Regions from separate parts of the Homo sapiens genome. Here region 2 is linked to region 1. The links are chromatin loops, found by intact Hi-C in ENCODE. Cell type or tissue: endothelial cell of umbilical vein. All regions are shown on one strand. Links, peaks and the distances in the headings refer to the core of each region. The heading gives the core; the rest is flanking DNA.

What was found. Peaks named below come from ENCODE experiments on the same cell type or tissue, not always from the same donor. Only the 100,000 strongest peaks of a DNase experiment are listed, where the experiment ranks them.
Region 2: a loop joins it to region 1, with 2.2 times the contacts of the local background. A loop is called at or near these places in 2 of 110 quality-filtered maps.

What each region holds. Positions count from the first base shown.
Region 1 is chr13:43,362,258-43,367,641 of GRCh38, forward strand. The region is part of intron 5 of ENOX1 (ecto-NOX disulfide-thiol exchanger 1); the gene reads right to left. Among named protein-coding and RNA genes, the nearest start is that of ENOX1-AS2, 84 kb to the right of the region's middle. In endothelial cell of umbilical vein, for the core only: no CTCF peak of the experiment used is centred there; DNase peaks (open chromatin) are centred at 1,434 and 2,144; H3K27ac peaks cover 2,988 bases.
Region 2 is chr13:43,093,381-43,098,764 of GRCh38, forward strand. All of the region lies in intron 5 of DNAJC15 (DnaJ heat shock protein family (Hsp40) member C15), which reads left to right. Among named protein-coding and RNA genes, the nearest start is that of LINC00400, 17 kb to the right of the region's middle. In endothelial cell of umbilical vein, for the core only: no CTCF peak of the experiment used is centred there; DNase peaks (open chromatin) are centred at 2,601 and 2,661; H3K27ac peaks cover 1,712 bases.

The DNA of each region.
Region 1 (5,384 bases), core at 173-5,172:
GCAAGTGATTTCAAAGGTGGCATACAGACACTAATAAGTAAGACCTTTCTAACAGCAGGGGCTATGAAAATACTATACTGAGTAGCCACAAGGGGATCCCGTTCATGAGGGTTTCCCTGTTGGCAGAAAAGTCTCATGGGTGGCGTGAAAATGTTCCCAGATAGACAGGCCAGGATAGATCATGGTGCCCTCCTCTACTCTGCAAGGATGAAACTTCCTTCTTGTCTCATACCATCCTATCTTCTTCTCCCTCCTCATCTTACATCACTTCCAGTCTTCCTTCCTGCCCGCCACCCCTGCCCCCGACAACCCCTTTGTACAGTTCTCCTGTACAGCCTGTGCCTTAGGCCTCCGCATGGCCTCACTCTTCGCTTACCTGTGCTGAAAGGCTGGAGGAGCCCAGAAGCAGATGTAAGAATAACCACACGCTTTGTTTACTAAGAAGCTCCAGAGAATACAGAAGGTCTAGCAAAAGCGTTTCCTTTCTGGGAAAAGGTTTACAGATTCCGCCAGCTACTTTGGACATTTCCACTCCTCCTCTGGGCTGAACAGAATAAACAATGTGATTCTGATCTATAACCCCAAGAGGACTGCTGTCCCATTTATTAAAAACTCCATTTAATTTCATAGTGTATCAGTGTGACTTCAGTAAAAGGAGGATTTTTTTTTAAAAGAAAAGAACCCTAAATATAAATGACAAATAAGCATTTTCTTTCAAAGTAGTCACCCTGACATTCTAGGTACTTCCTCTACAATTATGGCTCTCAGTTTCTTCATCTGTAATATGGTACTGTTTGACTGGATTATCTCTTGGAGTGCTAGAATTCCAAGACTCCAGGATTCCATGCTGATGTTGCTCAGTACAAACTGACACACAAAAGACTTAAAGTTTTATAAGTGACAGAGATGACTCTGTTTATTCTGTCAATCATCAGAAAGTTTCACAAGTATGATTTCCATTTTACAGAAAAGAAAGTAAGGCTTAAAGTACTTAAGTAAAACTTCTAACATTCCAAATCAAACAGATGGCAGAGTCAGAATGAGGGCCCAGGTCTTTGCCTCAGTATTTAAACATGTATTAAATGTGACTATTTCAAAGTTTCCATCTAGAATGACCCAACATGATTACTCATCTAATACATGCCACTACTTCTTAAAATGTACTTTACCCTTAAAAAAATCAAGATGGGTCCTGCCGATCAATTCTAAAGAAGTTCCAGAACAGAATGGTTTTCAACATCATCATCATTAAAATAACATATTGGCCTCCAAGGTGAATATATTAGAAAAAGAAATATTGGCAATGGGAATATTGGCATGCTTGTGCTTTTATTTAATCTCATTCCGTACATCGGCTTCATCTGTTTTTTTCCTGGCCTGGCCCTCGCTATTATTTGCCAACACAGGATGATTTAAGGCTGAAACCACTCAGGACTGCAAACCCTGAAATGAGAGCCCTGTGAATTATAATCAGCAGATGTTTCCCACAAATGAGAAGAGAAGCCCAGTGCTTGCATTCTCTTTAGTTGTTAACAGACTTCTGTTTTCTTTCTGAAGGCTAAGTAAATAAATATATGTCCAGAAATGGGGACAGAAGATACCACTCTTGTACAACGTATTTTAATATACAGCAAGAGTTGCTTTGCTTTTTTCTGAGACATCAGTATGAGGAGACTATGAGGTTTAATGAAATCTGCATGGCAAGTGCAGTAGCTTGAAAAGAGCTTAGAAAGGAATTAACACGTAAATTATGTTGGACCTGAAAGGATTGGAGATTCAGTATTTGAGAGGAGAAAGTAAGGAAGGATTAGACTTTAAGAAAAAAAAAGAACCCATTACTTTTTTAACAATATATGTAAAGATGGAAATTGTTTTCTCTAACAGCACAGGAGCATATGATGTACTCGCTCATTAAAGCAAACGCACAAACTGAAAATCGAGGAAGACACAAACACAGGAAGACAAAGGGGAGAAGGCAGCGCAACCCGAAGAATCAGTTCCATGCCCTGTTAGGAAAAGCTGCCCCTGTGAGCTTCAGAGATAATGAGTTGTAATTCTACTCAGCGCAAAGAGGAGGACTGCTTAAATCACAGCAAGAAAGAATCCAATTACGTATACAGTAGAACTTTATCACAACTGTACTGAAATGACAGGAAGGAAGGGTTATTCATCACAGACCGTGGCCCTGTCTGGCTCCTCTCTGTGTTGCCGGCTCCAAGCAGAGACTGGCCACAGCCAAGGCTCGGCAAAGGTTTCTTTTTGGTTGTCTGTTCCCAGTTGGACGAGATGAAAACAAACAAAAAAAAATCCTGTTTACTGATTCACAGGCCAGTGTTTTATCAATTGGATGAGCATTTTTCAGAAGGCAGGTTGGGGCTTTGTGTTCAGGATTTTAGAGGCATGGCAGTTGAATTAATTAAAGCACTCATTCATTTGAATTAAAGATCCATTCAGCATTTCCTGGGCACGTATGACTGCCAGGATCTGGAGTTACAGAGGTAACAGTAGTAAGTTCCCCACTTGAGTTTGAGGAGAGGATAAAGGATGGGAACCAAACTCAGCAAAAGAGTCGGGACACATGAGCTGAGGCTCAGAGGACACAGAGAGAGTCCAGGAAGGGAATTGCTGGGAGAGAGCCTGGTAGGCCTGGGGAATTCCAAACAATTTTTCATGGCTCTTTCATGGTGTGCATCTGGCAGTGTGGCCACAATGTCTGGAGAGACTGCAGGAATTAGATCAGATCAGAGAGACCCTGCTGTTCAAGCTAGTGAATTTCAACTTTGCTCTCCCTGGAACTCAGAGTCAGAGATGCACCCTGCCAGGCCAGGGCTCCGGTGCCTGGGCCGCCCTTCCTCACTTCTTCTCTCTTTGTCTGCTGCCCGCTAGCCATGCCTTGCTCCTTTTCTGCCCTTTCTAGTCAATGCCTCAGTTAAGAGTCTCATATTTGAGATGAGAACTAGATTTCATTTGAAAGAAAGGCAGTTGAGGCCTCTTGCCAGGCAAGGCTGGGCATACTAACTAGGTTAGGTGTGGGCAGGGAGGAGGGACAGAGAGAAGTTGTCAGTACTAGGAACAAGTCTGGTCTGGAAGGAAGAACATAGCGTTTTAAGAAAATAATAAGAGAAAGAGGCAGTAATCAGGCTAAATGGCTGCATTACAGGTGTAGTCCTGGGCTGAGGGTGTCCTGACAAAGTGGCTGAACACAGAGATTATTAGCGCAGATAAAACACAGGTCCAGGTGGGGCAGCTGCCCAGAGGACTCTGTCTACAGGTCACAGGGCCTGCACCCCCTGGTCCAGGGTTCAGACCCAGCCCAGGGGAAATAAAGTTTGCAGGAACATCATGGAGTCATAAGTTGAGAAATACTAGGCCAATTGGCAGGTTACCTAAGCCAGGATTCAGGCAGGAGAAGCAAGACAGGATTCAGACAACAAAATAGAAGCCTGGGGTTTGGGGAAGGAGATAGACCCCTCAGTTATCAGATACGGAGCACAGGTCACAGCCTGACCAGCATAAAGCCTGCTTGGATGCTGAGTCTTAGAATGCAGGGCTCCAGAGCCCCCTTCCTCCCGCCTGACGCCAGATGGACCCTCAAGTCCAGGGACAGAGTAAGTGTGTGGGGCCAGGTCCCAGGACTTGTGCAGGGCACAGAGACAGGCTGGAAGGGCTCTAACAAACATGCAATTGTGCTGCTTCTTTTTCCAGAATTACTGGGTTAAAATTACTGACCTATCATCACTCTGCAGAGAAGCCACGTGATACCTGAAGACATTCTGTTTACCAGAAGTTTCCAGTGGAGAAACTTTTTCAGAAGTCTCCTATTGCAATTGACAAGTCTTGTTGTTCTATAATGTCATTGAATTTGTAAACTATTAAAGTAATGCTCTTTTTCATTCCATGTTTTCTTTTTTCAAGCATTCTTAAAAAACTGTTTTGTGAACAGCAGAGGAAAAGTGAACATTTTAAAAAAGGTGATCTTAAAGTCAAGGGATCTGGCACAGCTGGATGACCTAAGGCTGACCAGCTTTTTTTTTTTGACATGAGTGTTGCACTGTCATCCAGGCTGGAGTACAATGGCACAATCTCAGCTCACTGCAAGCTCCGCCTCCTGGGTTCATGCCATTCTCCTGCCTCAGCCTCCTGAGTAGCTGGGACTACAGGCGCCCGCCACCATGCCTGGCTAATTTTTTTTGTATTTTTAGTAGAGACGGGGTTTCACCGTGTTAGCCAGGATGGTCTCGATCTCCTGACCTCGTGATCTGCCTGCCTTGGCCTCCCAAAGTGCTGGGATTACAGGCATAAGCCACTGCACCTGGCCAGCTGACTGGCTTTTTAACCTCTCTGGGCTTCAGTGTCTTCACCAGGGGAAGGAGAACATGAATACTAGATAGACATACTGGTCTTCATGGTCATCCAAGAAGAACACCTGGGTGAAGGCAGTATATCAAAGTGTGGAGACCTCAAGTCTGCAGTCATGCACTGGCTGTATGACTTTGGGAAATTTAACTAATCATTCTAAGCCTCATTTATAATATCTGTAAAATGAAGAGAATAATATTTACCTTTTAATGTTCTTGTGAGGATTAAATGGGATTAATAAAACAAAACCAAAGTGTTCAGCATAATGTCCAGCACATGGTAAATACTCAATAAATGGTAGCAATTACATACAGCATTAATAAACATTAATATTATATAGAATATTTACATAACCTTATATAAATATGTTAGTAACATAGCAGACACACAATCATAATGATGATTACAAAGTCTTTCATTTGACAAACATATGAGTGCCTACTAGGTGTTGAGTGTTTTGCTAGGTACTCTGCATTCAAAGACATTGCAATGTTCTTCCTTCACAGATGTGGAAATCTAGTGACTGAAACAACTTAGCAGAAAATACCAATACAGTAATGACACTTATTTTGAGACATTTAAATAAAAGGTGCTATGAAAACACTGAAAAGGGGACATCTAAACCCGTCTGGCATAGGGTTTGTAAGAGTTGACTTGTGTCCCCCCAAAAGATATGTTAATTATTATTATACTTTTAACATAAGTCCTAATCCCCCATACCTATGAATGTGACTTTATTTAGAAATACTGTGTTTGCAGATGTAATCAAGATAAGATTAGGTCATACTGGATTAGGGTAGGCATGATCTAATATGACTGCTGTCCTTATAAGATGAGGAGAAAAGACACAGACACACAGGGAGAATGCAATATGATGACTGGAGAGATGCACCTGCAAGTCAAGGATCACCCAGGATAGCCGGCAAACACCAGAAGCTAAGAGAAAGACATGAAACTGATTCTTCCCTGGATCCTTCAGTGAGAACAAGGCCCTGCCAACAGCTTAATTTCAGACTTTTGGCCCC
Region 2 (5,384 bases), core at 232-5,231, 270 kb before region 1:
CACTGAAAAATTGTTTTCTTTTTATTTTTCTTTTTCTTTGTTTTCATTGAGACAGGGTCTTGTTCCATTGCCCAGGCTAGAGTGCAGTGGTGTGATCACAGCTCACTTCAGCCTCGGCCTCTCAGACTCAAGCAGTCCTCTTACCCTAGCCTCTCAAGTACTTGGGACAATAGGTGTGTGCCAACATACCCAGCTAATTTTTTATTTTTATCTTTGTAGAAATGGACTCTCACTATGTTGTCCAGTCTGGTCCCTAACTCCTGGACTCAAGCCGTCCTGCCACCTTGGCCTCTCAAAGTGCTGGGATTACAGGCATGAGCCACTGTGCTGGCCTAAAACTGAGAAAGTTTAAATATATTTACCTATTAATTCATTTTAAAATATTAAACTTCTTATATATTAGTATAGATAACATAATCTTTATAAAAATATATCTTTTCCACAATAAAATTTTTGAAGACTAATGAGTAAAGTGACATTGTTTTACATTTTTGCACATCTCTTTTAATGTCTGGCTTAACAGAAAATACCCTGATATAAATATCAACCTCTACATTCATTCTGTTGTGATATGTTGTTTTGTTTAAATGTATGAAGAAAATACGACTTCACACAAATAGGTAGTTGGGAAAGGAAAGAGTATTTTATTCATCTTTTCAAATAATTGCAGATATTCTTCCTTGCTATTAAACCAGAACTCAACAAGTGGTAGCTTCTTAAAGATTAGTTGCATTTTGGAACCTGAAACCATGCCAATGAACTTTCAAGGTCTATTATATTAAAATCTATTGGTCTATCTTTTACTTTGAATTTTTTTTTCCCATCTGTGATTTTGTAACGTCATTCATTGGTCAAATACTGCTTCACTGAGAGTTACAAATCATCCAAATGTTGATGTATTTCATTTTATCAGTATTTCTAAAGATGTGGTCCCCACACTGTCAGCAGCTTCCCCTGGGCAATTGTTAGACATGCAGACTCTTAGGTTCCACCCTAGACCTACTTAATCAGAAAACCTGGGGTTGGGGCCCAGCATTTTGTGTGTTACGAAGCCCTCCAGTTGATTCTAATGTACACTAATGTTTGAGAATCACCGCTCTAAGGGTTCCAGCTGGGTTTCTGGGGTGTTCAGTGGGGTCCCTATGCGTGGCAGGTTCTGATCTCTAATCGCAGTCTCCTTAGCATTTTGAAACTTCCAAAAACTTTACTATGCTTTTCAGAAGCTTCTTGCTTTTTTCAGAAACTTTCTACTTTGCTTCTACCCTGTACAAGTTCAGAATTTGGTATATACTTAGAGGGAAAAATCAGCTGTGTATCAGGCTCTATTTTCAAACTTGCCTTTTTCAGTTGAGTTCTAAATCTTTGAGTCTACAATTTTTGTCTTAGCAGCTTGTGAGACTGCAAGAAGCCTTGCCTGCCCCCAGCAGCAGCCTTCTTGTGTCCATTGCCCATACTTCTAATTTCTTGCGTTCCACCAAGAATCATCAAATAATCTAAGGGAAAAAGCAATTTCAGAATGTCATTTTACCTCTAAATTTCCTCCCCTTCCGGAATCTTTGGACCCTCAAGCCATAGTTTTCTTAGAAGTTTCCCTGTAACACTAATTCAACAGGTGGGGTTTTTTAGTGGTTGTTTCATTTTTGTAGTGAGTTTTGACTGGCTTTTTTTAGTTGCTTTTAGTGTGAGCATCTAACACACTACTCCATCATAACCAAAAGCAAAAGTACAGAAAGTTACTTTTGAGACAGTATGACAAATTAATTGGCTAGCCAGTCATCCAGGAGGCTGGTACAGTAATATGAGTGAGAAATAATGATGACCTAGCTTAGGAGGGAGACAAGAAAGTGAATTTGAGATATGTTTTAGAAACAGAAGCAACAGTTACTGCTGCTTGATTTGATACAGGAAATTTAGTATTTCCCCTTGATTTCTGAGTCAAAAAATTAGGTAGATGGTGGAGCTATTTACTGAAATGGGGATGATCTAGAGTGGACAGGTGATTGTAAACAGGTTTAGGAGAAAAGAAATACTGTGTTGATGTTAAATGAATTAGTCAGTAGATTGTCCAAGTGGAAATAGAGAATAGGAATTGAATAAATGACTCTAGAGTTCAGAGAAGCAGACTGGACTTAAGAATCATCAATATAAGATGGTGTTGAAACCAACCTTAAGAGGTCATGGAAAGTGAAAGTATGGATAAGAAATAGGAGGAAAAAACCCCGAGGATCCAGGTCTAAGGAACCAAACACTTATAGATCAAGTTAGAAAAGGGGAAATCATCAAAGGAGACAGAAGGAAAAAAATGTAAGGAGAAAATGATACCATAGAAGCTAAGAAAGGAATATATTTAAGGGAACCAAGTGATCAACTGGGCTGAATGCTGCTATGAGAACCATTAAAATAAGGATAGAGAGGAGGGTCCAGAGTATTTTTTCCACACTGGAAGACTTTGATGACCTTAAAAAACAGTTTTAATTGGTGCAGGGCTAAGGAATGAAAAGATGCGGAAGTTGAGTTAGCTTATATACACAACTATTTTGAGAAGTTTTGTGAGGAAGAGGAGGAGAGAAATGGAATATTGTCTGCAACAGAGGGATGAGTCATTAAGGGAAAAATGCTGTTTTTTGTTTTATTTTGCTTTTTACTTTTTTTTTTAATTATAAAAGCTTGTTGAGTAATTTTTAGCAGGTTTGTTTGTCAGTGGAAATGATCGAGAGAAGGTGATTTAGAAGAGATTAAATTTTGGGGGAAATAAATGTAATGTTTTAAGTCTCAAAAGTCAATTGTATAACTGTGGGACAGAGATTTGGCAGTGTTTCACATGGAAAAGAGCCATGGGACATGTATTTGATCTCAAGGCCTGTAAGATTCAACAGCATAAAAGCTGCTAAAAATTTTATGCAGTCCTAAGCTGCATAAAGGACACATAGTATCTTTATTAAAGACCAAATATTACTGCAATCCTCTATTTATTTGTTATGCATTCATTCAATTAATATTTATCCAGCTGTACTGAGCTAGGCATTTAGATCTTATCTAGAATTTTGTGTCTGTTTCTGGATCCCAGATTTTTTATGGATACTGACAAACCAAATAGTATTCAGAGGAAATTGAACAGGATCATGAGGTGTCTGGAAACAATGTCATATGAGCAATTATTCATTCAACAAAATTTACTGAGTACTTAATGTAAGCCAGATAATGCACTAGATACTGAAGAAGATAACCAAAGACCTTGCTGTTAGGAATCTTATATTCCACTGTGAGAGACAATAGTAGATAGGTAATTGGTAGTTTAAAAATGGCCACAGATTCTTCATAGCTCCTCCCATCAAGAGGTGGTCTGATTTTTCACCCTTTGTATTCAGGTTGGCCTTTGTCATTTGTTTTGACCAATAGAATATAGCAAAAAATGACATGTGATTTCTGAACCTAGGCCTCAAGAAGCATTGCAGCTTCAGCTCTTACCTTCTTAGATCCTTGAGTCCACCAAGTGAAGAAGACTAAGCTCTCCTCCTGACGGAAGAAACACCAAGTAGAGAGAGGCCTAGCTATCCCAGCTTAGGCCCTAGTGAGGCCATCCTGGACTACCCAGCTCAGAATAACCACCCTACCAATCCACAGAAAAGTGAGAAATAAAAAGAACATTGTTGCTTTTCGCCACTAAGTTTTGGGGTGGTTTGTTATGCAGAAAAGGCTGATATAAAAAATGCCCATGATGTCATGGATCATAAGTGCTTTGAAGAAAAAGCAGAGCATGAGGTAGAGAATGGCAGCTGGAGGGGAGGCGGATGCTGATTTACTTATAGCCTTCTTAGAAATTCTCTCTAAGGAGATAATATTTGAGCAGAGACCTAAGGCAGTAAGTCATGCAAAATGAAGAAAGAATATTTCAGGCTGAAGAAACACCAAGTGCATAGGTCCTGAAACGAGAACATATGGTTTGTTTCTGGAATTATAAGCAGATCAGCTGGAGCATAGGAAGCAAAAGGGAGAGTGGTAGGAAATACAATTGGAGAGGAAGCCCAAGGCTAAATGATAGAGTGGCTTGCAAGCCATACTACAAACTTCAGGTTTTACTGTTGGGCATTATGGGAATGCTATTACCTGTTATGCAGTATTAGGAAGACTATTTTGGCAGCTATGAAGCAAATAGGGAGTCAAGAGTGGAAGCAAGGCAGTCACTAGAGAAAACTGTAGTAATCCAAGAGAATGATACTGTTTTGGATGAGGGTTGTTGTAGTAGAGGAGGTAAAGGGGAAAAAAAAAGGTCTAGGCCCGGTACGGTGGCTCATTCCTGTAATCCCAGCACTTTGGGAGGCTGAGGCGGGGAGATCACCTGAGGTCGGGAGTTCGAGACCAGCCTGACCAACATGGAGAAACCCCATCTCTATTAAAAATACAAAATTAGCCGGGCGTGGTGGCACATGCCTGTAATCCCAGCTACTCAGGAGGCTGAGGCAGGAGAATCACTTGAACCCGGGAGGCAGAGGTTGCGGTGAGCCAAGATCTAGCCATTGCACTCTAGCCTGGGCAACAAGAGCAAAACTCCATCTCAAAAAAAGAAAGGTCTAATTCAAAATATATTTTGAAGGAACACCCAACAAAGCTTATGAATCAGGGGTAAGAAAAAATGAGGAAAGATCACTCCTGGGTTTTTGGCCAAAGCAGTGGTTAGAGAAAAAGAAAATTTGCTATACTGAGAAACTTAGAGGGGATCTATGCAATATCAAATACTTAAAATGTGGCATGTATATGTGAAGTCCCTCTTGTATGCCTCTATGAGGACAGAATTATGTTCACTGAGAAGAAACTCTAAGCAGTGAAAATTTGACCCCTATAAGGAAGACTTTTCTTCTAGCTGGAACGTAAGACATCAGTCAGCTAGTAATTATTGAGGCTTTCTGGAAGTTGGTAGAACAGGGTACTTTCTAGGCACTGAAGCTACAGCAGTGGAAAAAGTGATGTGCAGATAGAGGCAGCAAAGGTAATTTGATTGAAAACTACTAGAGAGCAACTTATTAGGGATGTCATAGAAGGAATATATTTATTGGGTAAGAGGTAGAACCTCTTCAGACCCTTCCAACTCTGGGTTTCTGTGATTCTCTAATGATCTGATAAACCGAATCAGACTCAAATATTTTTCTTCAGATCCCCTTGTCTCTACATTATTTAATGCTATATTGAGATACCATACCATACAATTCAATTCATCCATTTAAGGTATACAGTTCAGTAGTTCTGGTATATTCTCAGACATGTGCAAACATCGCACTCAATTTTGGAACATTTTGATCACCTCAGGAAGAAACCCCTTTAGCTATTGTCCCCTCATCTTCCTGTTCTCAGTTCAGTTTCATTGATCAGTCTGTCTGTCCTTGTCC